Linked DNA regions of Homo sapiens: region 2 is linked to region 1. The links are chromatin contacts, found by Hi-C or POLR2A ChIA-PET in ENCODE. All regions are on one chromosome and are shown on one strand. Each heading gives the region's core, a stretch centred on a gene start or an enhancer-like site at or near the end of the contact. The rest is flanking DNA. Distances are from core to core; before and after follow the strand shown.

What was found. Hi-C counts contacts between places; a loop is a spot of excess contacts on that map. ChIA-PET counts read pairs that join two places held with the same protein, here RNA polymerase II (POLR2A). Pooled maps may share reads with other maps.
Region 2: a map of gastrocnemius medialis shows a loop between it and region 1 (6-fold over the local background). The contact joins the promoter of WWTR1-AS1 here to the promoter of TSC22D2 in region 1. A Hi-C loop is called at or near these places in 1 of 168 maps with a recorded cell type or tissue (gastrocnemius medialis), 1 of 37 single-sample maps with no recorded cell type and 10 of 50 pooled maps. POLR2A ChIA-PET finds 5 or more read pairs at or near these places in 2 of 52 experiments (H1 and PC-9).

What each region holds. Positions count from the first base shown.
Region 1 is chr3:150,405,033-150,412,659 of GRCh38, reverse strand. It overlaps TSC22D2 (TSC22 domain family member 2), which reads right to left and starts at 4,362. Exons shown (of 3, transcript NM_001303264.2): 1 at 1,352-4,362. The coding sequence starts at 3,309. RefSeq lists enhancers at 1,666-2,545, 3,252-3,301 and silencers at 2,292-2,571, 2,832-3,001, 3,672-4,271.
Region 2 is chr3:149,653,076-149,659,882 of GRCh38, reverse strand. It overlaps WWTR1-AS1 (WWTR1 antisense RNA 1), which reads right to left and starts at 1,673. Exons shown (of 3, transcript NR_040250.1): 1 at 1,175-1,673; 2 at 1-505. It overlaps WWTR1 (WW domain containing transcription regulator 1), which reads left to right and starts at 1,858. Exons shown (of 7, transcript NM_015472.6): 1 at 1,858-2,118; 2 at 2,574-3,007. The coding sequence starts at 2,577. RefSeq lists enhancers at 1,005-1,214, 1,775-1,844, 1,452-2,031 and silencers at 1,385-1,544, 5,347-5,641.

The DNA.
Region 1 (7,627 bases), core at 3,113-5,612:
TCTCTAAGCGTTCTCAAGTGAAGAAAGACTCCCCATAAGCAAGTCACCTACAAAAAAAGATGAACTTTAAATTACAAAAAGCAGAGAAGATGAATGAATTTCAGTCAGTGAGTATTTTTCAAACCAACAGAAGTATATAACAAAAATACAAGGCTAATTAGAAATGGGAGGTTAAGAAATGTGAAGGAACTCAGAAGAAACCATAGGAAGAGAAAGCTTTAACATACATGTCATTGTATTCTTCCACATACTAATTATTCTGGAAATCCATAATATTAGTTTGTATCTTTTAAAAACACCTAAAATTAGCCTCTCGCTAAACAAAAACCCCAGCAAAGAAATGTCTAACTGTGAAATTCCTGAAACTTTTTCTATAATTTTTAAATATAATTTTAAAACATTGCAACAAGTCAGCTTTTAAAATTTTGCAATATGTATGTCAAATTTACATGTGACATCTCCTCAAAACCACAAAAATCCTCACTAAACCATAACCAAACATCAGCTGTTGTGGCACTGGTGTAGCAATACACTAATTCTTATTTAGGCCATTAAAAAAAGCATCCCTAAATACAGGGAGCCAATTATTAACATTTACACTTTTATTATAAAATTACTCTTAATTTCAAGAACTATAGCTTTCACTACAGTTAAAGGATCGATCTCAACCTCCCTTTCCTATAATAAATAGACTGATGGAAAGTAAGAATATCTTTCCAGTACATTTTTTGCTTAACAACAAAAAAATAGTATCTTAGAGAAGTCCCTGGGAAGACTCGTGACCTTGTACCTCCTTTAATCAAAAGGCTGAACTAAGTATGATCTTCAAAGCCGGATTTGACATTTCACCATTATGTCTCCAGCCTTTCCAGATACACTGGAGAAGATTCCTTACATAGATTTTTTTTTTCACTAGAGGACCTTCTGGTTTTCCAGAAAGGAAAACTTGTAGTATTATTATGTCTCAGCCTCAAAACTCACACTGACAAATCTCTCTGCCTTACGTGTTCAAGTGTGATTGATATGTAAGAAAAGGACAATTCTATGGGAGCATAACACACTAGCTACCACCATTAAATGGTAAGCATTAAGCTTAAATTCACCTTTTTTTGAGTAAACAATGTTGCATCCCTACCCATTTTAGTGCTTTTAAACAACGGTGACAAGACCAATTCGCTCATTACACCCTTTGACATCAGCATCAGCAATCTAAATCAATTTTACCAAAAACTAAATTTTGTATTTAAAAATGCTAAGGGCCTCCGTTGACAACAATCTCCCAAAGTTGCATCCTAAGCTACAATGTTGGCCAAGCATTTCTATCAAATATTTAAAATAGAGATTTCCATACCTGTCTTCATCACCATCAACAGGAATAGCTATGCTGAATACAGAGGTGGCCAGACTGTTCATAGGTGTTAACTGAAGGGGGTTTGCCAGGGAATCTGCAACAGGCGGCTTCACAACAGGCTTATTTTCAGCAATGAGAGAAAGTGGTGGTTGAGGTAGGGGTTCTGATTTTCTTCTAGTATCGTCGACTTGCCCGACTAAAGGCTGGGTCTGAGTTTGAAACTGGCTTAGGTCAGACTGTGGTAGACTTGTTGGTGCGCTGTGTGTGCCTGGCGCTAAGGGCAGCCCAACATGCTGGATTATGCTGCTGCTCCTGCTGACTGGCGTATGGCTGCTCAGCTGTTGCGACTGGGCCAGAGGCGCGGGTACATTTGGCATAGTAACAGAAGTGGTAGACACACTAGGCACGCTTGGAGCGGGCACGGCTGCAGGCACGTTTGGAACTCCGGGCACCACGGCGTGAGGGCCACCAGGTACGGCTGACAGCGGACCACTGCCACCCATCTGCGGCGGAGGCACGGACTGGGGCTGCCCAGCCCCGGCAGGACCGAGGCACGGCTGCACCACGCCTCCCACAGTAGCCGGGGGCACTCCAGTCGGCTGACAAGGCGCGACCTGCCCGCCTTGCGCTGGTCCCGTCCGGGGGGCCATGGCTTCGCTGGGCTGGGAAGACGCGCCCATGAGCTGCGCGCCCACCGAGGAAGCATTCTGGCCGGTGCCCACGGGAAGGGTGGCCGCCGTGGCGGGGCTCGCTGCGGCGCCGGTGGACGAGGGCTGCGCGGGGCTTGGCGGCTGCAGGCCGGCCACGTGCTGCTGCAGGTACTCACTCTGGCCGGAGGGCTGGACGGGCAGCAAATGTCCGGGCGGTATCTGAGGCTGAGGATACGCGAACTGCTGGGGCTGCTGCGCCGCGGGGGCGCCCACTGCAGGGCCCGGCTGCGGAGGCAGGGACATAGCCGGCTGCGCCAGGGTTACATTCGTCGGCGGCAGAGTCTGTCCCCCGGGCCCCGCTCCCTGGGGCTGGCTGGGCTGCGCGGCTGCCATCATTGGCTGCGGCCCGGTCGCGGCTCCCGGGAACGGCGGCAGCGGAGCCGAGCTTTGAGCCACAGCCCCACCTACGGGTGGCGGCGGCGGCTGTGGCTGCCCAACGCTAAAACTCTGCGGCTGGGCCGGAGTGGGCTGGCTCATTTTCTCCGACGGGGGTAGCTGTGACACAGCAGTCAAGGAGCTGTCAGTTCCCGACTCGGGCCCGTGCGCCCCCTGCATGGAGGCCACTACTACCACCACCGACCCTCCGGTGGCGCCCAGGCCGCTGTCCCGCTCCGCAGTCTGGTCAAAAGTACTGCTGTGTCTAATGCAATCCCCGGATCTAGTCAGGACGCTGCTGTCTGAATCCCTCTCATAGTATTCCATACACGTCCATCGGCCGCGTCTATAGGGCTCTCCGCTCCCGTGGTCCAGCTTGATCACGCGAAAACGGGAACTACATGTGGTGGGAGGCTGAGATGGGGCTGCAGTCACTGGCCCGGCGGATGAGCCCGCGAGCTGGGGGCCGCCGGGTGCTCCGGGGGCGGGGGCCGAAGTGGCAGCCGCCGCCAGGGTACTGGCGAGCGCCCCAGACACGCTCCGGGCCGAAACGACTCCTCCTCCGTTGGCGGGAGCAGCAGCCGCCGCTGCCAGCTGCCCATCTAGGAGGAGGTTTGGGGAGACGGTCCCGGGAGTCTCCGCATCCCCAACATTGTTAAGCGTCTCTTCGGAAGAGCTGCGCTCGCAGACCTCCTCAGGGCCATAATCCGTGGCCCGAGAGACGTCGAAAATCTCGGAGGAGACGTCCTCTGTGCGTGACTCGTCCGGGTCGTCCAAGCTCTCGGTGTCCTCGGTGATGCTAGTGGCCACCTGGGCCGTGGTGACACTGGTGATCTGGAAGCAGCTCTTCTTCTTGGCCGGCATCTTGGACATGGTGAAGAAGGCTGGAGGGCAGAGAGGCACGCCGGCTCCTCTGGGTCCTGTCGGAAACCGGGGAGGGCAGAGCACGGGCCCCCAAAGACAAAGTCCGAGTCTGCGCTGGGGTCTGAGGCCCGCCGCTGTTAAGAGTCACGGGCTGATCCAGGCGCTGGCCGCCCGGTGAGACATCCTCCTCCTCGTTTCCTTCTCTGTGTCGGTCTCTTCGGCTCTGCCCCCGTCTCAGTCCCGCGGCGGCTCCTCCTTCCTTTTTAGCTCTCGCAGCCGCGGCGCCTCAATTCAATTCCCTCAGAGGCGGCGAGAGCGCGAACCCAGGGGCGGGCCGGCTGCTTCCTCTCTCGTCTCCGGGCAGCCGTGGTCAGTCCAGCTCGGCGCTCGGCGCGGTCAGCAGGCCTTGGCTGGGGGTGGGAGTGGGAGGGCGAAGAGGAGGAGGAGGAGGCGGTGGCGGCGGCGTGAGGGGCGGTGCTGCCCCGCTCGGGCTCCTCAGGCCGGTGCCGGCGTCAGCGCTGGGCTCTCTGACTGAGGGAAGGAGCGGCGAGTCCGGAGTCGGAGATGCCTAATTCAGCCGGGAGCCGCGGGCCGGAGCTGGCTGAAGGTCCGCGGGCGGGCGGTGGGGCTGTGGCGCGGGCAGGCGGCCCTCCCTCCCCGGCTCTAGCCGGAGCTCAGCCCCAGGGACATGTCGACTGCCTCAGGCGGAAACCCGCTCTGGGGGAGGGGAAAGCCGGCTCGGTCCTCCCCTTACAGGGGGAACCACCCCTGCGGGCGGGCGGCGACGGCGGTCTCGGCCTCCCCTCGCGGCTTCTCTCAGAGAGGGGCGGCGGCGGCAGACCGCTGGCACGGGACCGGAGGCGCCCCGGCTGTGTGAGGTAGCGGTGGTGGCTTCTCCGGCTCCTCCTCGGTGCGCCCAATTCCTAAACCCCGAAGAAACTGAAATTCAAACTGCTGAAGCGGCGGCTGCAGCTCCCTCCGCTGGGCCAAGATGGGGCTGAAATGGCCGCGCCAGGGATGCTGGGAGGAGCAGCAGCCCCGCTGCCGCCGCCGCTGCCGACTAAAATGCCGCCGCTGCCGCAGCCACCGCCAGCGCCGCAGCCGCCGCCGTTCCGTGACGCACCGGCGTCGTGACGTCACCGCTCCGCCCCCTCCGGTTTCCTGCAGTTTCGCGTGGAACCTGGGGTGGGGGGCAATGGGCGGGGCTAAAGGTTAAAAAAGGGAGCGGTTTCTTTATTTAAAATTTTTAAAATTTAAATTTTGTGTTGTAGGTTCTTTAAGCATTGACGAGCTAAAGACCATTTTAAATTCTAAGCCTAGGGAAGCTTACAATGGAACTAATCAGATGTTTTTATGTCGGTTTGTTCCGAGACAGTGGAAGACTGGAGGTCATGTGCTTGTGTCTAATGTTTAGCAAAATCTTAGTGAAACGAGGGCGATAGGAATGGGGGCTGGGGAAGACTTAGATGGGATAAAAAGAGGTGCGGCTGGAAGAACTAAATCACTTTAAAACTTCTGAAAATAAATGTTGACCATTGTAGTCAGAGGAGTAAAATGTTCAGAGAAATGGGGATGATTAAACAAGAACGGCAAGCCAGATTGAGTCAGAAAATTATCTTCCTGCCAGAAATTCTGTCTCCCACAACGGCATCAGGGGGTGGTTACTTGCCCAGGGTGTAGTCAGTTTTTAAAAAGCTTAAGGGTTACCAACATATTCCTAAATTTCCTGAATTTGCTGTGATTCCAGGATTCATTTAAACTCTTGAGACTGTTTTACTTTCGGCACGAAATCAGCTCATGGGCTTTATAAATGTAGAACCTACTGCATTATAGTTCTTCTTTTTGTTTATTCTAAAACTGTTAGTAGCAGCCAGCGTATTATATGATTTGGATTGGGCCATGAACAACCGTAACGAGTGATAAAGCACCCTTTCCTGTTCCAATGCAAAGAACAACTATGAAAAGAAAGTACTGGCAAATTTATCATCTTGTAGTTAGTTCCTGGCCAAAGAAAATGGTAAGGCCATTCTTTTAAGCAGTTAAAAAAAAATGGGGATGGGCTCTTAAACTTTGGCATGCTAAGGCCATTCTTTTAAGCAGTTTAAAAAAATGGGGATGGGCTCCTAAACTTTGACATACTAAAGCAGTCGTCATTTAGGTAAAATCTAAGTCTTAATGGAAATCGTGATTTCATATCTACTGCAGCGTTAGCAATCACATAATGATAACTTAAATCAGTAAATCGTTGAACTCGGTTCTCTAATCTTTGAAGAATAGAAATACTTTTTATCCCAAAAGATGTTTTGAGAATTAAATTTGCAGAGAATTTTTTAGGTCTTTAGTTGTAATTTATAGAGCTAGGTCTTTTAACTTTAGTGGAAACCATGCCCTCCAAACCCAAGTGACTGGAGTCAGAATGTGAAATAAGACGACATAAAATCCCTATTTCTTAAGGGGCTGGGCGAAAGTAATGGAACAAAATGTAACGTTATGCTATTGTGGCAGAGATAGCTAATGGAATGTTTCATTTCTAAGTCTGTAATTTCAGTAATTGTTAGAGGCAGTTTTCCATCAATAAGTTAGATCAAATGGTTAAACCCAATATGAATTTATAAAAGCTTAATTTAATTTTGGATTGATTTACCAGATGTTTAAGGTGGTTATAATGGGTAGTGTTGATGGTGGTGCTTTTGGAAAAATGAGTATTATATGCCTGCTCATCCCTTTACATTATCTTATCATATAAACTTCTTGATTACTCGTTATGATACTCTTAAATCGTACATTTAGAGGAAAAATCTTAAAGTAATCTGTAAGACCATTTCTCCTTAAAATGATATATTATGAGATGAAAGGAAAGATAAAGATAATTTAGAAGAGATCCAGAAGTGGACTAAATTTCTGGTAAGGAGGGGGCTAAAGATGTTAAAAGACATCTTAGGAAAAGCATATGATTTATAACTTTTAAAAGTGTCATTTAGATGGTTAAGGATTTGTGTTTAATAGTTCTCTTGAAAATATTGTTTTCCAAAAGTTTAAAAGCCCTAGCTACTTTTATACATTTGCCCTTAAAAAATGTACAGAATTTATTACATCAAACTGCTACAAAGAAATAAGAATTCTGATTTTTGCAAGTAAGTTGGAAATCAACGTAGAGGACAAAAAGTGGCATAGCTATATCTAAACAAAAAAGTATGTAATTCAAAAGTTGGTCCACAAAGAATTGAAAGCCTTTCAATAACTAATTTAAATGATAGAAAGCAGTATGTATATGCAAGTACATATGCTCCCTGTATAGAGAGTGGTTAGTAAGTAAGATGGTAGCCTAACTCACTGGAATAAAGAGATCCTTGGAGTCCCAAACCTCAAGACTAGGAGTCTTAATGCAGTTACCAGGCTGCATGCCTGTACCCAGAGACCATACTAGAGGCTGTGGGAATCCTCGATTACTGCTCTTAGAGCCCCCAACTTGACTGTTTCTTCTGTACCTGGTACTTTTTTCAAATATTTCAAATTGCAGTGATGCATGGGAGATACATTTAGAAAACATAATGCAGGGGAATAAAAGCAGTTAAAAACTAAGGACAGTTTCTACTGATGAAAATAAAAAACTGCTACAGCAACATCTTTTCATCATCTGTAAACATCATACCCCCAAATTTTCCTAAGTTATTATCTAACCTCATCAGTAGCAGATGGTGAATTATTTCATAGAAAATCCTGGAATGTAAACTCTAGATACTCAAGAAAACCTCTTTTTTTTCAATGAAGGTATATTATATTTAAAATAATAATGATGCATTAAACATTATGGGATAAAGAAAATACTTTCCATAGAAATTAAGCAATGGCCTAGGCAAAGAGAAGTAACCCTTTAGCATTAATACTATCAGTTAGACAGTGACATTTATTGAACATTCCCTGTGTTGTGTATTAAGAATTGGACTACCTATATCCCAGTCAACAATTTTTTCTGGAGTTTAGAAATAGTTTATGCTTATTTTCTGTGTTTTTTATTACCAAATTGTTATTAGTTTGGTGCAAAAGTAATTGTGGTTTTTGTCACTTACATGATGGCAAAAACTGCAATTACTTTTGCACCAACCTAATAGAAAAATACAAAATGGAGAATAGTTTTCAGGTTCCACAAAGCATTTGCTGGAAATAAATATCAGTTGTCTAAATAAGTAGTACTTGATTTATTACTATGATTTTCGTAGGGTTCCATTTCTGGAACAATATCATATTAATAAACCCTTTCAGTGAGACCATTGTGTGGTATTGCCCAAAAAGGAAAAAAAAATGTAATGAGAAAGGACTAAGGCTA
Region 2 (6,807 bases), core at 424-2,923, 750 kb after region 1:
CTAATTTCTTCCAGTCTATGAGGAGTCTGGAATTGGAGCCACCTCCAAGTACAGATAACAGGGGAAGTGGCTCACTTTGGTGGTTCTGTTTTGGATATGGATGCAGCCATTCAGGGAGTGGCCCCAAAATTCTACCTTTTCCGAGGCAAAACTATGAGTGGCCTTGTCTTTTCCTTAAACTTTTCTCCTCCAAGGCAGCTCCAGATTTTAACTTCGACTTTATTTTACCCTGTAAAAATATTAAGGCAGGCTGGGCGCGGTGGCTCATGCCTGTAATCCCAGCACTTTGGGAGCCTGAGGCGGGCGGATCACCTGAAGTCAGGATTTGAGACCAGCCTGGCCAACATGGTGAAACCCCATTTTTGCTTTTAAAAAATACAAAAATTAGCTGGGCGTGGTGGCAGGCGTCTTAATCCTAGCTACTTGGGAGGCAGAGGCAGGAGAATCGTTTGAACCCGGGAGGCGGAGGTTGCAGTGAGCTGAGATGGAGCTATTGCACTCAAGCCTGGGGGACAAGAGGGAGACGTCACTCAAAAAAAAAAAAAAAAAAATTAAGGCACAATACGTGAACTTGAAGAACATACAGTTCTCTTTTATTTAACAAACACTTACGTAACCAGCCCGGTGCTGTGCGAAGTGCTTTACATTGTCTCGTTTGATTTACTTAATAAACTCCTATTTGAATCAAATGGGGTGGAGTAGGGGCTTCCTGGAATTTGGCTTACCTCGCCATCTCCCCCCACCCTTTCCCCTCAGTGGAGAGGCAACCAGAGAGAAAAGAAATTGAGCTGCTCTGAAGGGCAAGGCCTCCTCCTACTTCCCGCAGCTGTTTCGCCAGACTTGACCTTCTTCCCTTAGCTAGAGGCAGGGGGTCTCCATCCCTCGCCCAGATCTAGTTGGTGGGAAGGTGGGTGGCTTTTTTCGGGTCACTGGCGCACCCTCTCTACTTCCAGCCACCTGCTCGGGTTCCATCCCGGCTCCAGGCTCCCCGGAGGGCGGCAGGGACATTCCAATCCTCCCACAACCCTCACGGATGTTGCGGGGGAGGGGGGTGCAATTGCTCTTCTCTTCCAACACCCAGCTTTTTCTTCTCAATCTCTAGTGGCCTGAGTCACCCCCGTAGAGGAAATTAAGGATTGATGAATGGTTTGAAAGTTGTTTGTTTACAACCCACCCGTTGGCGAAGCCGCATCTCCAGTGACAGAGGCACTTTCTGGGCACCGTCTGTGCTCTAGCAGACAATTGAGAGCCAGGCAGCCAAGATGCCTCCTCGCCAGACCAAATATGGTCACAAGAGCTAAGCAGCCTCTCGTGGAAAAGCTGGCCTTGTTGGTGTCTCCCCGCGCCGGGGCGCACCCGGGCCGGCCTTCGGGCAGAATCGCGGGTCAGTGCGGCGCTCCGGGTGCTGCAGGCCTCGGCGCCTGGCTGCAGGGGAGGGCGCGGTGTCCAGGACCGGCCCTTCCTAGGCCTGAGCCCCTCATCCGCGTGCCCTCCGCCACCCCCGGCCTTGGTTTCGGTCCACAACCCCTTGATGAAACAGGCTCAGGCCACTTTCCCTTTGATCCCGCCCCAAGTCCGTGGTAAACTCAAAGGAATGCAGATGCAGGTCTGAGCGGGAGAGGTCCGCGCGGCCGGGAGGAGTGGGTGGGGGGCACCCGTCTCCTCTTACCCAGTAAAGTACCCATCACGCCCAGGGTTTTCTGGAGCCGAGGTGGGAGGAGGAGGAGGAGGAAGAGGAGGGGCGAGCGGGGGCTGGCCGGCTAGGGACTAGGAGGTCATACATAATTCAACAGCTCAACTTTCGGGCCCGCCTCTTTCCTGGGGGTGGGAGTTTGCTCCAAACTTTGTTTATGGGACAGTCCGGGAGCTGCTGCGGCCGCGCTGTCTGCTTCTCCTGCGCCTCCTTTTCGCCCAGCACTAGCGCCTTAGGCCAGCTCGGGGGATGTGAGAGCCGAAGCCCTTAGACTGCCAGGCACAGAGTCGGGTCGGGATTTGTCAGCCAAGCCTCGGCTCCAGCTCCGCAATCTCGGGACTCACCCGAGCGACCCAGGCCCGACGGCAAGTTCGGGCGGGACGGCGGCCGCCGCGCGCTCAGGCTCAGCTTCGCTGCCCGCCCAGGTAGTGCCCGCTGGAGCTCGCGCGCTCATCCGGCACCACTCCAGGGCTCCAGGCTCCTCGGGCTTCCGGAGTCGAGACGTGGTGGAGTTGGCTCGGGCTGAACTTCTTTCGGGGGGCTGCCTGTCCTGGAATCGTGCGACCTTTCCTTTGCCATCCTGCGGTTCAGCAAGCCCCGAGTGCAGTTATTCCCTCCACCCCTCGCCCTATCTTCTCCTCCTCCAGGCAACTTCTTTGCTTCAAGAAAGTTGCATAATTCTCGAGGCCAGGAGGGACCCCTCCCCCATCCTGCTGGTCTTACCGCTGAGTGTCTGGGATCTCCAGGCGGGCAATTATCTGTCTCCTCGTTTCCTTTTCCCTCTATTCTTTCTCCCACCATCTCGCCCTCTCACCCTGTAACCCTCTTACCCACTTCCTCCGACTTTAAATAAAAGGCTGATCTGACCTTCTTTTTGCAGAAGATGAATCCGGCCTCGGCGCCCCCTCCGCTCCCGCCGCCTGGGCAGCAAGTGATCCACGTCACGCAGGACCTAGACACAGACCTCGAAGCCCTCTTCAACTCTGTCATGAATCCGAAGCCTAGCTCGTGGCGGAAGAAGATCCTGCCGGAGTCTTTCTTTAAGGAGCCTGATTCGGGCTCGCACTCGCGCCAGTCCAGCACCGACTCGTCGGGCGGCCACCCGGGGCCTCGACTGGCTGGGGGTGCCCAGCATGTCCGCTCGCACTCGTCGCCCGCGTCCCTGCAGCTGGGCACCGGCGCGGGTGCTGCGGGTAGCCCCGCGCAGCAGCACGCGCACCTCCGCCAGCAGTCCTACGACGTGACCGACGAGCTGCCACTGCCCCCGGGCTGGGAGATGACCTTCACGGCCACTGGCCAGAGGTACTTCCTCAAGTAAGTCAGCCTGGAGCCGAAGAAGGCACCAAGTCACAGTGCCCAACGCGCGCGTGTGTTCGTGTGTGTGTGTGTGTGTGTGTGAGAGAGAGAGAGAGAGAGAGAGAGAGAAAGAGAGAGATGGTGCGTGTCCTTCCACGGTTATTTCACAGATATGGAGAGCTGGAAGCAGGGAGTGAGTCTCTGAGTGTTGGAATTGTAAGGGATCAGAAGCAGGGATCAGAAGCAGTGGTGAAGTTCATCCACCATAAAACACACAGGTGACTTTGCCTTGAATCTGCAGGACTGAAGCCAACTCTTGGGCACAGACCCTTAGTCCCTTCCTTGGCCACTCTAAGTCAGATAGTCCAGAGCCAGGCCCTTTGGGATGTGACACCGAGATAAATCAGAGAAAAGCTGTGAAGCTTGGGGAACAGAGGGACTTTTGGTGAAGTAGGTGGTCTGCAGTTTCTATCTTCTTGGGAAAAGCAAGCTGGAAAAGTGAACAGTGGTTGGTAGGCCATAGTGCTCCCAGCTGGGTGACATAATGACCACACAGCACAGTGATGTTATTAGCAACTGTGTGGTGGAGTAGTTGTGGGCTGGACAAATCAATCGTGTGGAAATTGTTAGGAGTTTTATTACATTAAACTTGTTAACCTAAAATACCATCAAATCACAAGCCTGCTTTGTCACTCTTCTTCCTTTCACATTGTTCCAGCTTTTTGATGTCATGAATTTTACATTAGTTGAAATTTTCAAATTACACCCCACAGGAAAATATATTCTCAAACACTAGAGGAGGTTGTTTCAATTGTGGTACCCTAAGATAACTACATTCCTCAGGAGAAACCAGGCTGGAACTTGAAATGTTCCATTGAGGTCATAGGGTCAGGCTATCAAAGATGGAGGTTGTGCCAGCCTAACCACTTGTTTCAGGATTGCCTGCACTGCCAGTGAGGGAAACTCCTCTCCTAAGAACTTGACTTAGACTTCATTTTAAAGCCCATATTTCTTTAGTAGAGTAGCCTTAGTGCAAAAGTGAAGACACTATGTACAATTTTAAAAGTTTAATCAAGCCTTTCTTTGGCACTAATATTTGATGCTCTGATTGCTATGAGAGAGCCCTAAGAATGAATACACAGTGATGGATGAAGTTTACTATAGTGAGCCCATTGATTCATACCAGTGACCAATTCTTATTACTTCCCCATCTCAAGGCTGTTGATATCTTGTCCAAGGAGTTCTTTTGTTGTTTCTGAGATTGGTGTAATGCTGAGATTCTGAAACAGACTTGATGGTCATTTATGCCACAGCTGGTCTTCTCTGGGTTATTGAGTGATAGTTTGGACATGTGCTCAGTCCTTTGACTTCTAAGTAGCTGGTGGAGTCAAGAATATGATGTAATAACATGACTTTTGTTGTTGTTGTTTGTTGTTTGTTTTTGTTTTTGAGACAAAGTCTCACTCTGTCGCCCACGCTGGAGTGCAGTGGCACAATCTCGGCTCACTGCAACCTCCGCCCCCTGGGTTCAAGCAATTCTTCTGCCTCAGCCTCCTGAGTAGCTGGGATTACAGGCACCCACCACCACGCCTGGCTAATTTTTGTATTTTTAGTAGAGACGAGGTTTCACCATGTTGGCCAGGCTGGTCTTGAACTCCTGACCTCAAGTGATCTGCCTGCCTCGGCCTCCTAAAGTGCTGGGATTACAGGCTTGAGCCACCATGCCCAGCCCTACATGATTTCTTTCTTTCTTTCTTTCTTTCTTTTTTAGATGGAGTCTCGCTCTGTCGCCCAGGCTGGAGTGCAGTGGCGCGATCTAGGCTCACTGCAAGCTCCGCCTACCGGGTTCACGCCATTCTCCTGCCTCAGCCTCCCGAGTAGCTGGGACTACAGGCACCCGCCACCAAGCCCGGCTACTTTTTTGTATTTTTTTTAGTAGAGACGGGGTTTCAACATGTTAGCCAGGATGGTCTCTATCTCCTGACCTCGTGATCTGCCCGCCTCGGCCTCCCAAAGTGCTGGAATTACAGGTGTGAGCCACCACGCCTGGCCCCAGCCCTACATGATTTCTAAACTGTGTTTATGAATATATACACACATACGTATGGTATATGATCAGTATAACTGTGATTATTAAAAATATGAAATAGGAGCTAGGCTTGCCTAATATCTGAGGAAAACTAGACGAAAAAGACCCTGAAACAAAAGCAAAACAAAAAAATTCCTTTATACATTGTGTTTTGAATGATTGGAGTAGCTCAGAACTGCCTGTGAACAAGGGCAAAAGTGGAAGTTAGCCTTGGATTTAGAGAAAGTTGCTGTGATCTCTCTGCCCATCCCCCCAACCACAACCACTCTCCAATCCAAAGCAGAGTGCATCTTCATTTCACTTTGGGTAGTCAATGAAAATGACAGCTGAAAAAAATGTGTAAGTAGTAGGCTGGCCTGCTCTGATGCTATCCCTGGAAGTATTTTGGCCAAGTGACTAAGAGAGGTTAAGAATTTGTCAGTGACTATTGTCTTTAAGGATAAGCAATCTGCCAAGAGTTCTCTGAATTTCTTGTAGAGTTTTGTTTAAAGTTGGAATTAGGTAAATGTCATACACTTTGTTACACAGCCTCAAAAGGCAGTGTATTTCAGTGGATTAAGTAGAAGCTTGAAAAATGATGGTGACTCACTTGGAGTTACTTTTCATTATGTCTGTTTATTACTTTACTTGCCATCTATGAAATAGGGCTGAGGCTAGCAGATACATTTTTTTTTTTAATTTTTTTATTTTTGGCTGGGGTAGAGATGGGGTTTCACTATGTTGCCTAGGCTAGTCTCAAACTCCTGTACTCAAGTGATTCTCCTGCCTTGGCCTCCCAAAGTGCTTGGATTACAGGCATGAGCTACCATGCCCAGCCAGAAGAAGAATCTTTTTCTTGACTCTGTTGGGAGTTGAGAGCTTTATAAGTTGGAAATCAAAGGATTTTAGAATGACAAGGGTCAATTTTGTTTAGTTTAGTTTTTGACTAGAAAATTGAGGCCACGGAAGGGTGATGATAGGAATTTGGGAAAGTCATGTGGTTATTTAATGGTGGACCCTGGACTGGACCTCTAATCTGTTGCTGTCTACTTAGGCAACAGTTTTCCTTTTTCCCCACCGACACCTTTCCCCCATGTCACTTCCTTAGCTAAACAATGAACTTAATGGGAAACAGAGCCTGGACATCTAAGAAGCTTTAAAAAAGCCTTTTGTCATTTTCTCAGGTAAGATTATTCCTAGGTATATGATGTAATCACTTTCTGCAACCTCCTGAAGGCACCTTTCCTGAGCATTCACAGCTTTCCTGTGGTGTTCAGGTGTCCTGTGGTATTCAGATATTCCTTTAGAGTAACAATGACTAGGGCATGGTGGTGCCCACCTGCAGCCACTACCACCCCCACCCCATCTCTAAATAAAAAGTTTTTAAAAATTAGAGTAACAGTGAAGCAGATTGAATGTTAAAACACCTAGCCTCTGAAAACCACTGTGTTCATTCATTATTCCTGCTGTCCTCTCAATCTCATGAATCAGGCTGGGGTGTTGGGCAACCTGGCACACTGACTGAATACTGATCACATTAAATTTTTAAAAGGTCTCTGATTATAAATAGAATACATGCTTTCTATACATAAACCAGAAAATGGGGAATTATAAAGAAGAAAGTTATCTAGCTTCAGTAGAATTTCCCATCTTTACTCTTTCGCAAACATTCTTGTAAAAATCTTTCATTTGAGTAACGTGATTTTATAAGAAAAAAGATTTTATCCTCCTCTTAAATACAATTCAGACT